Regions from separate parts of the Homo sapiens genome. Here region 1 is linked to region 2. Evidence: chromatin contacts called from ENCODE Hi-C or POLR2A ChIA-PET data. All regions are on one chromosome and are shown on one strand. The core of a region is the stretch at or near the end of the contact, and the rest is flanking DNA. Distances in the headings are between cores, read along the strand shown. Region 1 holds the start of CCDC12 (coiled-coil domain containing 12). Region 2 holds the start of SEC22C (SEC22 homolog C, vesicle trafficking protein).

Evidence for each region. Hi-C counts contacts between places; a loop is a spot of excess contacts on that map. ChIA-PET counts read pairs that join two places held with the same protein, here RNA polymerase II (POLR2A). Pooled maps may share reads with other maps.
Region 1: a map of naive thymus-derived CD4-positive, alpha-beta T cell shows a loop between it and region 2 (14-fold over the local background). The contact joins the promoter of CCDC12 here to the promoter of SEC22C in region 2. A Hi-C loop is called at or near these places in 1 of 168 maps with a recorded cell type or tissue (naive thymus-derived CD4-positive, alpha-beta T cell) and 2 of 50 pooled maps. POLR2A ChIA-PET finds 5 or more read pairs at or near these places in 1 of 52 experiments (activated CD4-positive, alpha-beta T cell).

Annotation. Positions count from the first base shown.
Region 1 is chr3:46,975,452-46,978,431 of GRCh38, forward strand. CCDC12 (coiled-coil domain containing 12) reads right to left here and starts at 1,294. Exons shown (of 7, transcript NM_001277074.2): 1 at 1,186-1,294. The coding sequence starts at 1,281. RefSeq lists enhancers at 1-480, 481-1,182, 1,007-1,316, 1,886-2,586 and a silencer at 1,407-1,546.
Region 2 is chr3:42,580,302-42,583,265 of GRCh38, forward strand. SEC22C (SEC22 homolog C, vesicle trafficking protein) reads right to left here and starts at 1,666. Exons shown (of 7, transcript NM_032970.4): 1 at 1,545-1,666. It also overlaps a transcript of SS18L2 not described here. RefSeq lists enhancers at 1,133-1,959, 1,952-2,081 and a silencer at 1,422-1,751.

The DNA.
Region 1 (2,980 bases), core at 44-2,543, 4.4 Mb after region 2:
ACAGGCACCAGCCATTGTGCCCGGCCCTCGTTCCCAATTTCTAAGGCCCACCCTTAGTTAGAAATAAATCTTTTCTTTTTTTTTTTTTTTTTTTTTTGAGACGGAGTCTCGCTCTGTCGCCCAGGCTGGAGTGCAGTGGCAGGATCTCGGCTCACTGCAAGCTCCGCCTCCTGGGTTGACGCCATTCTCCTGCCTCAGCTTCCCAAGTAGCTGGGACCACAGGCACCCGCCACCACGCCCGGCTAATTTTTTTGTATTTTTAGTAGAGACAGAGTTTCACCGTGTTAGCCAGGATGGTCTCGATCTCCTAACCTCGTGATCCGCCCACCTCGGCCTCCCAAAGTACTGGGCGCGTGAGCCACCGCGCCCGGCTAAATCTTTTATTTTCGATTTTTTTTTTTTTTTTTTTTTTGAGACGGAGTCTCGCTCTGTTGCCCAGGCTGGAGTACAGTGGCGAGATCTCGGCTCACTACAACCTCTGCCTCCCAGGCTCAAGCGGTTCTCCTGCCATAGCCTCCCGAGAAGCTGGGATTACAGGCGCGCACCACCACGCCCGGCTAATTTTTGTATTTTTAGTAGAGGCGGGGTTTCACCATGTTACCCAGCCTGGTCTCGAACTACTAACCTCAAGTGATCCGCCTGCCTCGGCCTCCCAAAGCACTGGGATTACAGGCGTGAGCCACCGTGCCCGGCCTCTTTTTGATTTTTGCACGAAACGACTCCGGCTGTATACCCACTGCTGTCACTTGCTGCCCTGTCCAAGGAGTGCTGCCGGACTGGGGAGTCTGTCTGACTCAGAATCGAAGGCGGGGGTTAAAGACCAGCTAGGCCATAGAGGAACGGAACAAATCACGCCTAACCCAACAAGCATCTGAACCTACAGGCAGCCCTAGATACCTACACGAGCAACACCCGGGAAGCAGGAGTCAGATGGACTGCGGGTCGCTGACCACTGCCTTGCCCACCCCCGCGCATGCGCGACGACCGCACCAGCGCCAGAGGAGTCCCACGCCAAGCAGCCCCAGACATCGTGGGAGGGCGCCGTCTTCTCGCGCATGCGTTAGCGCCCGCGCATGCGCGCCCTCGGCAGCTGTCTTTCCTTATTAGCCCTTTGCTCTCCTCAAGCGCGACCCGGACCCCGAACGCTGGACGCCTCAACTGCGACCCTCACTCCACACTTCTCACCTTGCGCCCGGTTTTCTCCCGTAGGGCCTTCAGCCGTTCCTTTCGCCGCAACGCCTCTTCCTCTAGCCGGCCCACACCAGCCGTAGTTGCCTCCATCTTGCCCGCGTACGCCCCTCCTTTTCTCCCGTCTTGCATCGCGCAGGCCTAAGGAGAGTGGATAAATGTCTCGCGGCCAATCCAAGGACGAGAATGAGAGACTGGGAGGTCCTGAAAGCCAATCAATGCGGGGTTATTATGGGCGAGCCCTCCCCGCCTTGCCCCGCCCCGCCCCGCCCCGCCCTTATTCTTCCGGACAACTTGCCTAGTGGGTGGGGAGCCAGCAAAAAAAAAAAAGAAAAAAAAAAAAGCTAAGGCTCGATTTATCCAACGCTGATCAGTGAAAGAGCAGCAAGTGGAATTCAGACCTGAGAGAAGGAGAAAAGAGTGCGTCGATCGCTCCGGTTTTGCCCAAGTACTAACCACACTAATCACTCCATGCTGGCCTCTTGGAATGCCCTGACTCATCCTTGTCCACTTGACCTGACAAGGCTCGAATGCCTTCAAGAAACCTTCCCTGGGCCGGGCGCGGTGGCTCACGCCTGTAATCCCAGCACTTTGGGAGGCCGAGGAGGGCGGACCACGAGGTCAGGAGATGGAGACCATCCTGGCCAACATGGTGAAACTCCATCTCTACTAAAAATACAAAAATTAACTGGGCGTGGTGGCGCGTGCCTGTAATCCCAGCTACTCGGGAGGCTGAGGCAGGAGAATCGCTTGAACCAGAGAGGCGGAGGTTGCAGTGAGCCGAGATCGTGCCACTGCACTCCAGCCTGGCAGCAGAGCAAGACTCCGTCTCAAAAAAAAAAAAAAAAAAAAAAAAGCCTTCCCTGATCCTCCACTTCGATCCCACCCTAATACAAGGTATGACTTACACCTCTGCAGCTGTCAGTGGCTCCCCGGACTCACCTGACAAGCGCCCCTAAGCCCCTCTGTGACCACTCTCAGCTCAGACAAAGCCTGCACAGTGAGGGGGACCTGACTGTATGGCTGTTTCCCTCTGGACTCAAAGATGATCCCCTCTCATTCCCATCCCCTCCTGGAGCAGCAAAGTCCTCAGGGTCAAGTTACCTTTCCCGGGGAAGAGCAAACCCCAACCTGGGTCCAGTGGGCCTCAAGTACTGCCCCCAATCCCCAGCTTAGAAAGACTTGGGGTGGCCTCGACTGCAAGTCGCCACAAGATTCATGGCTACCCAGCAGAAGCTGCCAGAGTCTTCTTTCCTGCATGAACTAGAGTGTCCTGATAACCGCGAGACCACTTAGGCTGAAGTCAAGATATTCTTTCAGTATGTGGGGGTCCCCAAAGCCACACCCCCTCTCACTTGGGAATAGGAGACCATGCCGCCCCCTCTCCACCTCCACTGCCAGGGGACAACTAGCCTCTTAGGCTGTTCCCTCCCTGAGTCTTCCCTTCCCAAGCTGGCTACAGGTGGACATCCACTCTTCCCCTTCCAACTCCCTTCAGAGGCCCATGGGCCACAGACTGCAGATCTAGCCCTCCCTTCACTAACCCTCTTGTCCTCACTAACCTGGGTCTGTCTAAGCCTTCTTCCCTGTAGTGGATGGGTTGCTCTGCCAAGGCCTGGCATGCAGTTTGGAGGTGCTCAGGAAACCTCAGCTCAGAGCTATGATGGATGAAGCAGGACAAAAGGCCAGAGGTGAACCAAGAAGCTGGGAGAACAAAACAGGACAGGGTCTCTGTTGTCTTGGCCAACCAAGGTCTAGGAGTCTCCAGACTGGTCAACTCCTGGAACGAGTA
Region 2 (2,964 bases), core at 416-2,915:
GAATTTAGACAAAACAGGCTTCATTTGGCACACAAATATTCAAACACAAAGTGTTCACCATAAAGTATATACAGAATACAGAAGACTCAAATACACAATACAGAAGACAAAACTGAGTTGTGCCACCCTTACTGAATTCACCTTCAGCCACAGGACTTGAGAACTGGTTACCAAATCTGTAGATTCTATTAAGGCTCCAAGTTGCTTGGGGATGGAGTGAAGAGGAGGGTAGAGGTCAGTTTCGTCATTTGTTAGGAACTAAGAGGGGTAGGGAACTAAACTTGATAGGACCTTTTACACTGATAATGTTATTAAATGCTTGTAACTATAAGGTAGACATAATCTATACCGGATAGGTGGGAAAACTGCAGCTGTAAGGCTCAAGAGGTAAAGCTAGATTCAACCCAGACTTCCTTACTTCAAATATTCTAAAGCCTAGGATCTTTCCACCACATCCTTCTTCTACAAATCCAACTTTGGGAATTACAGCTACTCCCTTTCTCTAAAATAATTTCTTCTCCTTAGAGCACTAATAAGCTAATCAGAGACCTGTTGGTAGAGGAAGGAGCCTGAGATTACACTTGTTACAACTGCTCTTTATCCACTGTATTACCTTGAAGTCAGGTTGTCCTCTCTATGATCATGTTACTTTTTGAATTTAGTTGATTTCTAAGTTATTCTAAGAATAAAAAACACTGACTCCAAGATGGCTTCTGTTGCAAATGCAAACACTTAAATCAGAGCTATTAACATTGTCCAAAATGTACTTTCCAGAGGAAACACTATTTGTTTATTTAATTCTATCTGGCAACGTTAAACCATTTCCAGTTGCTTCCATTTTTCATTTTACTAAAATTATCTTTAGTGGGATCAACTCTTCTCTGCAAAATGTAATTAAATATTACCCTATATGTTGGTTCTGAGCTGTATTTTTTTCTGACCATGTCACAAATTTCACCAATTACTTTTCACACTGGCAATAGTCTTCCGTGGCTTTTATTTCTACAAACCTAATTTTTCCCCGAGTGCTTTATCCTTCTGGCTCTGGAGGTACATGTGTAAATCTGTAATGAACACAAAACCTGTAATGGAACGTCCTACACCTAGTGCTCTGAAAAGTTGGTTCAGTGTATCCAATATTTAAAGTCTAATAACACGGGCATGCTAAGGGAAGTTTGCTATTCAGATTAAACAATGCTCTGACGTGAGCTTCGTGAATGGTTAAAGAAACAATCGTCCCCTTTCTCACTCCCCATCTCTTCCAACTGGGAGAAGCCCTTGGCGCCCATCTGTCAGCCCAGGGTTCCTGCAGGCGCGTGCCTTGGGTGGCCCCGGGGTCCGGGAACAGGCTGACGGGAGAAAGGGGACAGAGGACTCCAAGAAGCCCAGTGAAGCCCCGTGGGGAGCCCCATGGTCAAGGCCGGGACTGAGGGCCGGGTGGGCCCTGGGCCGCCTCCACCTCTGGGCCCGCCCTGCGCCACACCCTAACCCGCCTGCTCTTGGCTAACGGGCCGCGGCACCCGCCTCCGCCCGCCAGCCCTCACCTCGCCCGGACGGCGGCCTTCGGAAGTCGGCGCCTGCCAGCTACCCGCCGCCTCCTCAGCAATCTTAGCCGACCGGGAGGGCTCGGCCCAGGTCACCGGCAGCCCAGGCGCAGGTAGGCCGTGGTGCGCGTGCGCGAGTCTTGAGCCACCCCACCTCCCCCCTACCCCGCATTCGCTGCTGCTAAGCGACACCCGCACCCAAACCGACCAATCCCGGCGCGCCTCCACAGCCCCCGTCCCGGCGAAGGCGCGAACGTAGTGGTTCTTAAAGGGCTGCGACCCAAACGGAGAGGGAGTGTGACGGGGGCGCGCGCCTCCCAACTTTCTTCCCACCTCCCGGCTCTCACCGCGGCGGTTTGAGATCCAAGCCTGTAATTCTCACGTCCGGAGGTGAGAAGGAGCCTTCGTGATCTAAGCTCGATTCCTGCCGGGGTAGCAACCGGACTGACGTCTGGAGGCGGGGAGGCTCCGCGTGACAGAGTGATAACGCCCGGGGCGTATGTTCTGCGGTCCGCGCGGCTGGGCGGGAGGCCCGAGATAGGCAAACCAAAGAGCACAACCTACTGCCAGCCTGGATGGGGCGCCAAAGTCCGACCCAGGGGGACACACCCCAAGCTGGGGACCGAGGCACCCACAGATGGATGACTGGCTGGAAGGAGATTAGGTAGGTAGCAGAGTCCGTCCATTTATTCATTTAGCAAGTATTGAGCACCTGCTATGTGCCAGGGGTTGTGGACAAAGCGAGGAATTCCTGACACGAAAAACTATGTTAAGAGAGGAGGCAGGGTGAGAGCACCCTTCAAACAATCAAACACCTGTATAAATACAAACTGCTCTTCAGGGAGGAGCAGGGGTTTTGGGAGAATTTACAGAAGCTTCTAGGCTGGTGTTGGGAATCACAGGAGGCTAACTAGGCAAAGGGGAGAGGAAGTGTGTTTCAGATGGAGAGATTAGCATGTATATAAGAACTCTGTGGAAGGCAGCAGAGCTCCTTTGAGGGATGAAAAGAAACCCAGAAAGGGGGAAATGGAAAGTTAGTGCTTAATAGGTACAGAATTTCAGCTGGAGAAGATGAAACAGTTCTGGAAATGGATAGTAGTGATGATCACACAACAATGTGAATGTACCAAATGCCACAGATCTGCACACTTAAAAATGGTTATGTACATTTTACCACAAAAAGAAAAGAAACTCAGAGTTTAGAGAATAAAGGAGTGGAGTGAGATCCACTAGAGCGAATAGAAGGGGCAGGACCATGTAGGATTTTATGGACCATAGTGGAAAGTTTAGGACCATAGAACACTGGTCAAAATTGCATTTTATAAAACTCACTTTGGCTGCTAAAGTGCAGATCAAAATGGAGAAGTCTCAACAGAGCTATGGTGGGACTGGCCTGGGAGCCAGTGCAGTCATCTGGGCA